Linked DNA regions of Mus musculus: all the other regions are linked to region 2. A link is a contact called in ENCODE Hi-C or POLR2A ChIA-PET data. All regions are on one chromosome and are shown on one strand. Each heading gives the region's core, a stretch centred on a gene start or an enhancer-like site at or near the end of the contact. The rest is flanking DNA. Distances are from core to core; before and after follow the strand shown. Region 1 holds the start of Slc7a5 (solute carrier family 7 (cationic amino acid transporter, y+ system), member 5). Region 2 holds the start of Zfpm1 (zinc finger protein, multitype 1). Region 3 holds the start of Piezo1 (piezo-type mechanosensitive ion channel component 1).

Region 1 (4,015 bases), core at 1,028-3,527, 370 kb before region 2:
CCTGGACTCTTGGTATAGCATTGGAAATGTAAATGAGCTAAATACCTAATAAAAAATGGAAAAAAAGAAAAAAAAGAAAACAAATTTTAAAAGAAAGGACATTTGCCAGCCCTCAGTGCTCACAGCCTCCTGTGGGCAAGCATTGCTTCCCATATGTCACTAGCACCTGCAGTTTCCAGAACTATCTTGACAAGAGTGTGGGCTCTTTAAAGACAGCCATGCCAGCCTGGCATGATGGTACACACACTTACTGCCTGCACTTGGGAGACAGAGAACTGCAGACCAGCCAGGGCTGCATAGCATGAGCCTGTCTCAAAACCAAGCAAGCAAGCAAGCAAGCAAGCAAGCAAACAACAAACCTTAAAGGTACCCACGACATTCCTTATCCCTAAAGAGATTACCATCCATAAGGAGAACTGGACAATTAAAATTGAGTATGCAGTGTCCCGTTTGAGGCCAGGCTCTCCCTGGACTGCCCAGTGCTTTTGAAGACCAACTCTAGCTATGACGGTTTACACATGAACCAAGCACACAGAAGACCTTACTGGTCATCATCCAACTGGCACTACAGAGCAGAGTGGGTGGTCTCAGAATTGAAGGGCACACCCGGCTGGGTCTGATAACAGGAGACAGTCTCAGGGCCAAAGCCAAAACAGGCACTGGCATCGAGCAGTGGCCCCAGTGCTAACAGCAGCCCCGGACTTCCATGGCTCACAACCAAGTCTAGCCCACCTCCCCATCACCCTCTCTGTGTGCACTATCAACACAGCTCTCAAAACAAACAGATACATCGGTCTTAGCTGCCTGAACTCATCTGTAATTTTGAAAGTAGCATGATTTATTTCCAGGTTGCTCTCCACCACCAAATCATGTGGCATTTGCTTCAAACGATCATTTTCCCCCAGTCCTGAAAAATCACACAACTGTTTTTGAAAGCAGAAATCAATCCGTCTTGACCTATGCGTCCCATAAAGGCTACACTCAACAGCTGTTACCTGGCACATCTTGGGACCCCTCAAGCCCACCCACACAGACTGTCGTCTGTCTGCAGCCGAGTTTCTTTTAGTCCTTTACTGACAGGCAGGCTTTACACGATTCCGCTACTCATCTTAAACGAGCAAGCAGCCATCACTACCACACACAAATTTATTACTACTGTTTTCTTATGAGTCAGCCAGTTCACTGATTCCTGATAGGCCGGTTTTAAGAACATAAGTGATTTTTTTTTTTAAACTGCAATTTCCCTCTTAGCAACCAGTCAGCAACTGAAGCTGAAACAGGAAACTGGCATATCTGCCACTCCACGTGGTGCTTTGCTGAAGGCAGGGAGTGTATTGCTCTCACCCGGGACAGAGTAGATCTCTCGTACTTAGAATTCAGGTCGGGAAGCGGGATGCCTGCCGCGGGGTCAGAGCCGCGACCCACTGAGGTCTCGCGAGGGCTGTCCCGAAAGCATAGACACTATGAATGGATTAAAGAAACGCACGTGGGTTCTGGGGCCTGTGACTTTAGCCTGGAACTGCCGAGATGGTTCAGGGATGGACAGATGGAGGGATACTGGGATGGGTGTTGCCGAGCTGTAAACGCAGGAACCTTGGCTCGCGCCCACCCGGCCCCGCCCCAGCCCGGCCCCACCCCAGCCCGGACCCCTACTTACGCACGCAGAGGCAGGCCACGAGCTTGGCAGCTTCCTCGGGCACCGGACAAGTGGGGAAGACCGGCTTGAGCAAGTAGGTGGCGAAGACCAGCGCCACGATGTACTGCGAGGAGGGCCGAATGATGAGCAGCTCGATCCAGAGCTTGAGGAAGGCGGGCAACGAGCCGTAGACCTCCAGCATGTAGGCGTAGTCGCCGCCTGACTTGGAGATGGTGGTGCCCAGCTCCGCGTAGCAGAGTGCGCCCACGATGGAGAAGACGCCGCACACAGCCCACACCACGAGCGACAGTCCGGGCGACCCCGCTTCCTTGAGCACGCCGGTGGGCGTCACGAAGATGCCAGAGCCGATGATGGTGCCCACGATGATGGCCACACCGTTGAGCAGCGTGATATTGCGCTGCAGGGTCACGCCTTCGCCCTCGGGGTCCGCGCCGTCCCCGCGCCGCGCCTCCAACATCTTCTCCCGCGCCTGCCGCTCCTCCTCCGCCGCCGCCGCCGCCGGGGTCGCAACCGCGCGCCTCTTGGCGCCCGCGACCGCCATGCTCTCGGCGTTCCCGGCTCGGCCTGGATACCCGGCGTGCGCGCGGCCGAGCCGCTCTCCGCGTACTGAGAAGTGCGTCTGCGTCCGCCCCGCCCGCGCGGCCTTTTATCTCTACCGTTACCCGCCCTCCAGGCTCCGCCCATCGCCGCTGCTGTTGGTTCAGCTCGCAAAGGCCCCCGCCCCCTCAGCCCGCGCGACCCCGCCTCCTTCGCGGGCCCCCGCCCCCAAGTCTGTTAGAGCACGTGGAGCGTTAAGATCCTGAAACTGAGGACTACTGATGTGTTTAACGCGGCGTGACTACTGATGGGTTTATCGCGGCGTGTTTCACAAGATCCGAATGTTGTACGCGGGTGGAGAGTCGACTCACACCTCCTCACAAGTCCTGTGCAGGATGTCAGGGCCGATTGGTAAGGGCGTGCTTCTTCTCCCGCCCCAGGCGGCGCAGAGGACTTGTCAAGGGAGAAAGCACCGGAAGGGGGGTGGCTCAGTGTATAGTCCCAACACCTGCCCGGAATCCTGGCCCTGCCTCGCGGGTGTTTATCTCCGCTTCCTCCAGTGTGCATATCCTGTGCGTCTGGGAGATGAAGGATAAATATCTTATCTAGGATAAGTGGGGGTGGGTTGTGGGGTGAGGCACCCCTATAGTCCAACTTGGTCCAGAGGAAACGAGTCTGAGGGCGAAATGATCCGTCAGCTCTGGAGGAAACGGAAGAATAGACCAGAATGGTAGCCAGCTTACTCCTGGACTTAGATATCCATCTGGTCCCAAGGAGGGTCTTGACAAAAGCTCGATTAGTGGTACACCCAATCTGGAGAAGCAAGTTTTAGAAGGGAACCAACCCAATCTACTGTAGGGTGAAAGGGCTTTAGGTTGTCATTCTTAGGAAATCTTAGGTAAGAGGGTTTTTGAGATAATGTGGTCACACATCTGGAAGGTTCAGCATCCCAGGCCTGGTGCCATCATCGTGGGCACCATTATCAGCTCTGGCATCTTCGTGACGCCCACCGGTGAGCTCAAGGAAGTGGGTTCAAGCCCTCGTGGTATGGGCTGTGTAATTTGAGCTGATGGTACGCTTGGAAAATTTCATTGGTCAAGATAAGTCCAGGAGCCCCAAGACCCCCTCCTTTTCACCAGCTGTTCCATTTTCTGTCCAAAGGAGTCCCCAGGAAAACTCACAGACAAGCAGAAGGGAAGGTGGGGGGGGGGGCTTAATTTAAGAACCTTCAGACTTGTAAGGATACAGAGCCCTGTATGCTCTGCTAAACTGTCCAGTCTGCCAAGCCTTCCCCACTGCTGAGGCATGACCAATGAAGAAATTCAAACTTCTCCCCATCTTTGGATCTACTGCTGCAGCCAAGAATGCCAGAGCTGCCCCTTGGAAGCCCATGTCGGGGAGGTGTTCAGCCAAAGACTCCAAGGGTCACTGGAGCTACCTCCCCCAACCCCCAGTATGTCAGCCATTCACAAGCAATGACAAGCTGGTATCTCTGTAGCCTGAGCAGTGGGAAGCCATGGAGCTAAAAGGTCACACCAACATTAACCATGCCACAGTACAGACTGCCTAAACTGATGGCTTTGGGAAGATTGAGAAACTTGCTTCTCATTCTTGACATAGTCCTTTCAGAGGGCTAAAAGCATACCACCAACCCACTGAGACATCGCTAAGATTCCAAGGTACATCGTCTAACTTAATAGGACACGTGGCAACTCTTAGAAACACTTCATAGTAAACGAGGAAGCCAGTTCTGCAGTTGTGTAACTTGCCTGCCCAGTATGCGCAGCCTCACGGCCTCCTACCTCCAGGCAAGCAGCCTGC
Region 2 (4,324 bases), core at 70-2,569:
TCCGGGCAGGTCTGAGTTCAAGAAGGAAAAACCTGAGGTTCCCTCCCCTCCCCTCCAATTAGGCATAAGACTGAACCACTTGAGGCTACCCACAGTCATCGGAAGCTGCAAATCTCATACTGAAGCTTCCTTCTGGATCAGAGTCTCTGTCAACTTTCAAAGTCCAGCAAAAATTTAGTGTCCAGGCCTCGGGCATCCAGACCCCACTGCTGGCTCCCTGAAAGGCACAGCTTCAAGGGGCAGCACAACTTAAGCCATGGGGGCGGAGCTCCAGAGCGGAGGGGCAGGGCCAGACAAGCTAGGGGCCTGTGCCGCGGGGCTGCTGCACAGGTCTCCAAGGGGCAGAACAGGTCTCCAAGTCCTAAATAGGCCTGCGGACATAACCTCAGGAAACTACAACTAACTAAGAAGGCTAGAGGTCTATCTAGAAACGAGGGTGGGAATTCGGGACAAGGCCGGCGCGACCTGGGGCCAGCCCAGGGGCCAGCCCGGAGGAGGTGAGGACAAAGCTGAGGATTGGACAGACGTGGGCAAGGCCTGTGTTGGGGGCGGGGAAGGACCAGGCCTGTGCGAAGGACTACGGAGCAGAGGCGGGGCCAGGGAGAAGGCGGGCCTACGGAGGCGTGGCGAAGGCAAAGAAGGAGGAGACGTGGGCGGAGCCAGCACCTGGAAGGGCGGGTTGTGGGCGTGGCCAGCAGGGTGGCAAGGAATACAGGGGCGGAGCCCGTGGGAAGGACTAGTAAAGGGGCGGGATCAGTTTGAGGACAGCTGAGGCTGTGCTCTTGTGAGGAGGACGAGCAAAGGGAGTCAACAAGAGAGTGTAGCTGAGGAGCAGGGTCACTGTGAGGGCGGGGCAGGGGCAGGGACAACGTGGGGAGGACAACTGATAGGCGGGATCAGGGTAATAAGGTTGCTGAGGGACAGGGTCGACGAAAGGAGGACGGCTGAGGAGCGGGGGTCAATGTGAGGAGGACGGCTGAGGGGCGGGGTCAACGCGAGGAGGGACGGCCGAAGGGCGGGACCAATGTGGGAAGAATCGGCTGAAGGGCGGGGTCAGCGCGAGGAGCACAGATGAGGGGTGGAGCCAGCGCGAGGACAGAAGGCCCGGCCCAGGCTGGGTGAGTACGCGGAAGTCGGTGCAAGCAGAGAAAAGACGAGCGCTAGTTTGGGGCGGGGCCAGTGGGAAGGACGGCCTGAGGGCGGGGTCAGCACGGGTGGGAAGGCGCTACCGCGGAGGACGGTCCGGGGCGTGGCGAGAGGCGGGGCCCGCCGCCAGCTACGCGAAGGCCCCGCCCGCCTGGCCAGCCTGCGGGGAGCGCCCTGGCGGCGGCCGCCGGTTCGCCGCTCGCGGCTCGCAGGTTCCATTGAGAAAAGCTGAGCGGCGGCGGCGGCGGCGTCTGCGCCGGAGCAGAGAAGCCGCCACCAGCCCGCCGCCCGCCGGGCAGTCCGCGCGCCCGAGCGCAGGGCCGTGGCCTCGGGCCTCCGCGGCGGCGCCGGCGGCCCACGCGCGGCGCGGCGGGCTGGGGGCGCGGGCCGAGGCAGCCGTGGAGCCCGCGGGCCGGGGGCATGAGCCGCCCCGCTACCCCGCCGCGCCCCTGCCGCCCGCCGCCGCCCGCCAGGGGCTAGAGGCGGCCGCCGCGAGGGCGCGCGGCGCCGGAGACATGTCCAGGAGGAAACAGAGCAATCCCCGGCAGATCAAGCGTGAGTCAAACTTTGCCCGTGGTGCCCGCCAGACCCCCGCTGGCGCCCCGCCGCCCCGCGCCGCCCCTGCGCGGCCGCCCAACCCCGCTGCGCCCGCGACCTTCACCCCGCGCCGCGCCCCCCGCGCCGAGTGCCAAGCGCGCCGTAATCTAATCTCTGCCGGCGGGCAGGGCCCCCGCGTCTCAGCATGGGCACCCAGGGGGTCCGGGCCCCAGAGAGGGTGGCGGGTCCCGAGAGCCGGAAGGAGAGTGTCTGGGGGCGCGGCTCCAGCAGAGCCGGGCCACCTCGCAGCCTGCACCTCCCCCGCATCCGAGATGGTGCGGCGATAGGGCGGCCCCGATCTGGGCTCAGATAAAGTTTAAAATATTCCATTCTGCAAGTCCCATCCTGATAAGATCGCTCTGTCGGGACGGGCTGAAATTGTGATCTTATCTGGCGTGCTTGACTCTCCCAGGCTTTGTATCTAGAGGCAGAAGGAGAAAGACCTGGGAGTAAGGGGGACTTGGGACTGCGGGGACCGGCCGGCGCCCACCGCAGCGCTTTGGCTGCAGAGCGACAAGGCAGCGGAATAGGTAGTGGAGGCTGCTCCAACCTAGGCATTTGGCACTGGCTGACCAAACCCCCTTTATCCGCTCCGGCTCTGGAGTTTTCGATCCGACCTCTGCCTGCTGGGGGACATGTGGAGATCCGACCCACCAACTGCCCCTAACAACGCTACACGAATGGATGCCCATGGGCACCGCTCTCTCCACCTCCATCCGAGGGGTTATCCTGAACCATCCAGGGACCTCAGGCACTCAAACGTTGTTCCCGAGTGAAGTTTCTCGCAGGTTCTCCCGTGGGCACTTTCCCGAGCAAGGCAGACCCTATAATCCTACATCATCCGTGCCCCCCTACAGTAAGACCCTCCTGGGCTCTTGGGGCTACCAGGTTGCGGGGCCTCTTGGCTGCTCTAGGAGCGAGTAAGCACACAGGAAGAGCTCCTCCCCACGCCACACCAATAATAACTTCGCGCCTCTCCCGGCAGGGCGCGGGGCTTCCTCCCCGGAGCTTCCCTTTGGCGAGAGCGACAGGTCATCTGGGCTGCCCAGGAGGTGACGGGAGGGGGGCTGGGCATCCGGCTTTCCAGCTCCAGACGCCTGAGCTACCTCCTCTGTCCACATCACACTGCCACCAGGACCAAGTGTGCATTTTAGCTTGTGAGAGTACCCCCTACTGAAGTGGGGGGGGACGGGGAGGAATCTGGGTTCTGGTAACCCGACTCCCCAAATGCGTGCTGGACCTGTTTTCCGAAAGTCTCCTTCTATCATGTCAGCTGAAGAATTAAAGCCACCCACAGGTCCCGATCTGTGCTGGTTCTCTGGTTTCTTTTTCCCCTCCTCGCCTGTGCGCCTCTGCTGGGTTCTGTTCTCGCGTGTATGTGTGTGTGCGTGAGCGTGAGCGTGTGCGTGTGTGTGTGTGTGTGTGTGTGTGTGTGTGTGTGTGTGTGTGTGTTTCAGTTTGATGAGAAATGCAGATAGCTAGGGCAGGGAGATCTCAGGTTGGGAACGGATCGCCAGCGCTGATAAGCCCGCAGGAGCCCAGCAGAGCCCAACCCACTTGGGTCAGCGAAACCCCATACTCTGAGATCTAGGACCGAGACTGTGCAGGAGAGCCCCTCCGATCCCCTCACAGTGCCCCACGACTCGAGCAGAAGAGGAGAGCAGGCCTGGGGGGGCGAGGGGCGGCTCAGAGCCCTCTGTGCAACTCGTGGCCCGGGCCCCTCCTCCCCTAGCAGATCTAAACGCGTTAAGATGCGAACGTTGATTGTCACCATGCGGAGGCGCCTGCCCGCCTGCTCTCTGCTCAAGGCCATGCGTGAGGCCCTCACAGCTGTTCGCCTGGTGCCTTGGCCTCACCTGTGGCGGGTCTCAGGGTGCGGAGGGGAAGCAGGCTGAGCTCTAGGGGCCGACGCCCTCCACGCCCCCACCAAAGCCGGGTTGCAGCTGCCCGCTTGCCTCTGTGCGCCTTTTGTTCTGCGCAAAGATAGATGTGCCGTGCTGATAAGGCTTGCAACCGATGGCAGCCGCGATAGCGTTTCCATTTATTAACTTCAAACGTGGGAGAGGGGGGAGGGCGAAGCAGGAGCGCGGCCTCAGCCAGCCAGATGGCTGACATGATAGGCCAGGCCCCTGGAGGGGGCTAGGGGCAGGGGACCCTCGGTGCCCCGGCCCACCAGCTTTTCTCCTGCCCAGTCGATGTAAGCTCTGATAAGTAGGGGCCTAAGCGTGGGCCAGTCCGCCCAATAGCGATTGCCAAGAGAGATAAGAGGCCTTATCTACGGCCACCAGGCCCCGCTGGGTTCGGGTTCGAGGCAACAGCAGTGTGGGGGCATCCGGCGGCAGCAGGGGGCCTGGGCAGCAAACGAGGGAACAACGTGGTGGGGTGGGGGGGAACGTCCATCTGGGACACTTTCCCCAAACATACTTAATTGGCAAGAAGTTGATCTTCCCCCTGAGGCTAGTGGTACAGTCCATCAAAATGAAAGAAAACTGACTTCGTGCTGCCTGAGAGGAGGGGAGAAAGTGAGCGGACACTCCACCCCTCATTCCAACTAGGTGGCACTCAGAGGCTTGGGGCGGTT
Region 3 (4,233 bases), core at 229-2,728, 270 kb after region 2:
CTAGACCTTGGCTCTCCTAAGTCCGGGCTGAGCTGAGGACAGTATCCGCTGGCCCCTCCTTTCAGAGCTCAATGGTTTTCATTGATTCCTGCCTTGAAAAATCCCCCCCACCCCCCCACCCCGGTCTCACCACATTTTGGTCCTACAAATCAAAACTTGGCCTGTGTGGAAGTCATTGCCCGGGTTGCCTGACACCCCCCGGAGCCTGTTCCTGAAACAGGGTGCACAAGCAGTGTCCGTGGAGAGATGGAGGGAATCACGCACAACCCCCCCACCTCCAACAGATGGACTTCCACGAGGCAGACCAACTTTCACAGTGGGTACACTGACTCTCTGTGGGCTAATTTAATCAGACCCCGAGGAAGGTCACATGTGGAGGGGTGCTGACTGCTTCAGGAGGTGTAAGGGGGTGAGCAGCTGGGCAAGGTGCCCTGGGTGAGGCTGGGAGGGCGGCAATGGAGCCCAGCACCTATGACACCAAAAGAGAGAAGCTCTTTGCAAGAAAGGGACGTATGCCAAGGTAGGGGATCTCCAGTTCTGACATCAGGCAGAGCCTCCTGGGGCGCCCTGTGCCCCAGTCCCTCTGGAAGGTAACCAAGTAGGGCACAAGGAAGACAGGAGCTTAGCATTGGACAGACAACCTCGGAACTGAGACTAAGAACTGCGCCTAGGGCTGGAACATTAGTTCTGGTAGGAAATTTCTGACTTGAAAAGCTCCAGGCAGAACGCCACCTTCTCCCAGATTGGTCAGGAAGTCATGATGCAAGTTTGATTTTTTTCTTTCTTTCTTTCTTTTTTCTTAACTACGAAAGAGAATAGAAAGTCGCGCTCCCCTCACAGCTCAGACACTAACAGCCCCTTGCCCGGGCCTCTCCTCCCAGCCCGCGTGGAGACGCCCAGCGCTATCTGGGGCTCTCGCGGACCCGCGCCTCGCCGTTGCCTGCCGTGCTTTCCACTCGGTGCCCGGGCCGGGCCCGCCGAGGCCGCCAGCGCGCTCACGCCTCTGGAATGCGAGCGCCCTGGGCCGCGAGTCCCGCGGAATCTCCTCGCCTATGCTCGCCCGCCGGGGCGGCGCGGCGCAGGGGGACGCGGACGCAGCCTTCCCGCCCGCGCCCTCCACTCACCCGCCAGGAGCGTGCAGGGCAGCAACAGCCAGTAGAGCCCGGCGCCCAGCACGTGCGGCTCCATGCCCCGCGGCCGGGGGACCGCCCGGGGTCGCGCCGCCGTGGCTAAAGGGAGGTGCGAGGGCCGGAGGAACCGCGCGCCATGGCACTCTGGGCGGGTCTCCGCACGTGCGGCGCGCGGCTGCTGTGACCTCCCGCCGGCCTCGATCTCGGGTCGCCGGCCGGCCCGGCCGCGCCCTCTGGTTCCCGACGGCCGGATCCCGCGCACGCTGGGTTGTCAGCCCGCCCGGCTCGGAACTCACGGCGGCTCGTGGAGGCCGAGCTGGGCCGGACGGCGACGCGGCGGCTCTCTCCCTGCTCCCGCCTGCGGGCCTTTATAAGCTCGGCCCCCGCCCTCCCTGGAGTGCCCGCCTCCGCGCTTCCCCCGACGGCCAGGCGCGCCCAGGCACCCCCTCGCTGCCCAGCGCAGTCTGCTCGAGCGCCGGCCCTACTAGCCTGGCTGGTGCCGGTGACCCGGAGACCTCGACCCGCGCGCCCCCCAAACCCTCCTTCAGCCCAGCGCAGTTACTCGCACTGTGCCCGTGGGGCGCTTCTCCCTGGGGCTCCGGGGCCTGGGACCCGGGGTGGGGGCAATACAAGAAGACTCCCAAAGACCTGACCCACTTAGTACCCACGCGCAACTGCGCCCCTCGTGGTTGGAGCAACTTTCGCTTTGTTCCCCAAGCCGTGATGGCGCAGCGCCCTCTGGGGGCTGTCAGAGTCCCTAACTGTGGCACTGGCGGCCACGCTGGCTAGGCCTTGGTGGTTGGGGTGGAGAGACACCTTACTGCTGTGGCATCAGACAGCTGCATCCCACTGTGGTCTGCGTTGGGGCTTTGGGACTGCTTCCAGTCACACCTGCCCCCACTGTGTGGCTTGGCTTTAGTCAGTGTGCTACAGACAGTAGCAAAAGCTGACAGAGCACCTGCTGTCCCATTGGTGGCCAGACAAGGTCTGAGTCCGGCACGTGCCCGGTACCTCACCCAAGCCGCCTTGGTTTGGCTCAGTCTTCCGTATTAAGGTGGATAGGAAAGACGAAATGAAAAGGGGTCAAGAACGGCACAGTTGGACCAAGTTCAGGATGCACTGGGAAATGAGTAGCATTAGGGGCAGAGGCTTAACCGGGAGCGGTGATGATGTGACCCTTTTGAGCCTCAAGGCACCAGCAGGCTAAAGTCAATCACACTTCAGAACCTTCAATTTTCCAGAACCACCAGAAATGCAGGCTTTCCCTGGACATATAGTATTTAAACTGCCTAGCTTGGTCTCCAAGACTCACCTCTAGTCTGACTCTGAAGGGGTGCTGCTAAGACACGGGAAGGTTCAGAAATTCATTCAGACCTGCTCCTTGAGCAGCAGTTCTCAACCTGTGGGTCGTGACAGCTATGGGCCTTGAACGACCCTTTCATAGGGGTTGCATAATAGATATCCTACATAACAGCTATTTACATTATGATTCATAAGAGTAGCAAAATTATAGGCCGGGCGTGGCCTTTAATCCCAGCCCTCGGGAGGCAGAGGCAGGCAGATTTCTGAGTTCGAGGCCAGCCTGGTCTACAAAGTGAGTTCCAGGACAGCCAGGGCTACACAGAGAAACCCTGTCTCAAAAAAAAAAAAAAAAAAAAAAAAGAAGTAGCAAAATTATAGTTATAGCAACAAAATAATTTTATGGTCAAGGGTCACCACAACATGAAGTGTCTTAAGGAATATTAATTAATTAATTATTAATTAATAATAAATAAAAATAATTAATAATAAATAAATAAGCAATATTAGAAATTAATTAAGCAATATTAGGAAGGTTGAGAACCACTGTCCCAAAGGAACTGAAATGTTTATGTCTCACAACCATTGAAGTAGTTGTAGGGTAAAAACAGAAAGGAACAAACAGGGGAACTCTCAAAAAAACTAAACTGTATCCTACAGTGTTGTAGCAGTTTAAAGAGCATCTGAAGACTCCCTGAATTGTGGGAGCAGCTTCTAAGATACAATGTTACCATTGAAAAACTGGCGCCACCCTTGCCCGCCACAGCAAGTATGCAGTCTTGGCATGCAAGCAAGCCTCCTTCCTTTTGATATCCTGGTCAGTCACACACAAGCATTACCTAGGTCAAAAAAAACTCACAAAACAGACCAGGACAGTGGTGGCACACGCCTTTAATCCCAGCACTTGGGAGGCAGAGACAGGTGGATTTCTGAGTTCGAGGCCAGCCTGGTCTACAAAGTGAGTTCCAGGGCAGCCAAGACTATATAGAGAAACCCTGTCTCGAAAAAACAAAAAACAAAACAAAACAAAACAAAAACCAGACCAGATCCTTAGTATCAGAACATTCCTTCTTGTCCTTTGCCAAACAGGGAGAGGCAGATCAGGCCAGATCAGCAACAGCCTGCCTGGCCCTCAGCCCTGGTACCTCTGTATCACCTTTCTCCCTCTCTCTCTTCCTCTGTCTTTTGACCTGGCTTCATACTTGCTGTGTAGTTCAAGGATAACCTTGAACTGATCTTTGTGCAGCCGACAGGAGGTGTGTAGGATTGCAGGTGTACACCATTACACTGAGAACTGTCCCCAGGGTGAAGAGGATGGCACAGGGCCAGAGTAGACAGAGGGATGCAACTCTGCCAGTAGGGTCCCCACTTTTTCTGAGAGGTGACCAGTCACCCCTACTTGTCTCTACTGGAATTAACATTCCAGGATGCAGAAACACCCTGTTATGGTTTGTATATGCTCAGCCCAGGGAATGGCACTATTAAAAGGTATAGCCCTGTTGGAGTGGGCGTGTCACTGTGGGTGTAGGCTTTAAGATTCTCCTCCTAGCTGCCTGGAAGCCAGTCCTTTGCTAGCGGCCTTCAGATGAAGATGTAGAACTCTCAACTCTGCCTGCACCATGCCTGCCTGAATGCTAATAGACTGAACCTCTGAACCTGTCAGCCACCGCAATTAAATATTGTCCTTAGAAGACTTGCCTTGGTCATGATGTCTGTTCACAGCAGTAGAACCCCAACTAAGCCGGGCATGGTAGCGCATGCCTTTAATCCCAGCACTTGGGAGGCAGAGACAGGCAGATTTCTG

The links. A loop is a pair of places that touch in the nucleus more often than their neighbours do. ChIA-PET counts read pairs that join two places held with the same protein, here RNA polymerase II (POLR2A).
Region 1: POLR2A ChIA-PET joins it to region 2 with 11 read pairs in embryonic stem cell. The contact joins the promoter of Slc7a5 here to the promoter of Zfpm1 in region 2. POLR2A ChIA-PET finds 5 or more read pairs at or near these places in 2 of 5 experiments (Patski and embryonic stem cell).
Region 3: a map of v-Abl transformed pro-B cells shows a loop between it and region 2 (3-fold over the local background). The contact joins the promoter of Piezo1 here to the promoter of Zfpm1 in region 2. A Hi-C loop is called at or near these places in 2 of 37 maps with a recorded cell type or tissue (T-helper 1 cell and v-Abl transformed pro-B cells). POLR2A ChIA-PET finds 5 or more read pairs at or near these places in 1 of 5 experiments (embryonic stem cell).

What each region holds. Positions count from the first base shown.
Region 1 is chr8:121,905,409-121,909,423 of GRCm38, forward strand. Slc7a5 (solute carrier family 7 (cationic amino acid transporter, y+ system), member 5) reads right to left here and starts at 2,278. Exons shown (of 10, transcript NM_011404.3): 1 at 1,658-2,278. The coding sequence starts at 2,198. BC048644 (cDNA sequence BC048644) reads left to right here and starts at 2,425. Exons shown (of 2, transcript NR_167716.1): 1 at 2,425-2,605.
Region 2 is chr8:122,280,822-122,285,145 of GRCm38, forward strand. Zfpm1 (zinc finger protein, multitype 1) reads left to right here and starts at 1,320. Exons shown (of 10, transcript NM_009569.4): 1 at 1,320-1,701. The coding sequence starts at 1,662. Gm39269 (a long non-coding RNA gene) reads right to left here. Exons shown (of 3, transcript XR_879285.3): 1 at 3,600-4,324. RefSeq lists enhancers at 1,934-2,177, 3,542-4,186.
Region 3 is chr8:122,549,851-122,554,083 of GRCm38, forward strand. Piezo1 (piezo-type mechanosensitive ion channel component 1) reads right to left here and starts at 1,479. Exons shown (of 51, transcript NM_001357349.1): 1 at 1,125-1,479. The coding sequence starts at 1,188.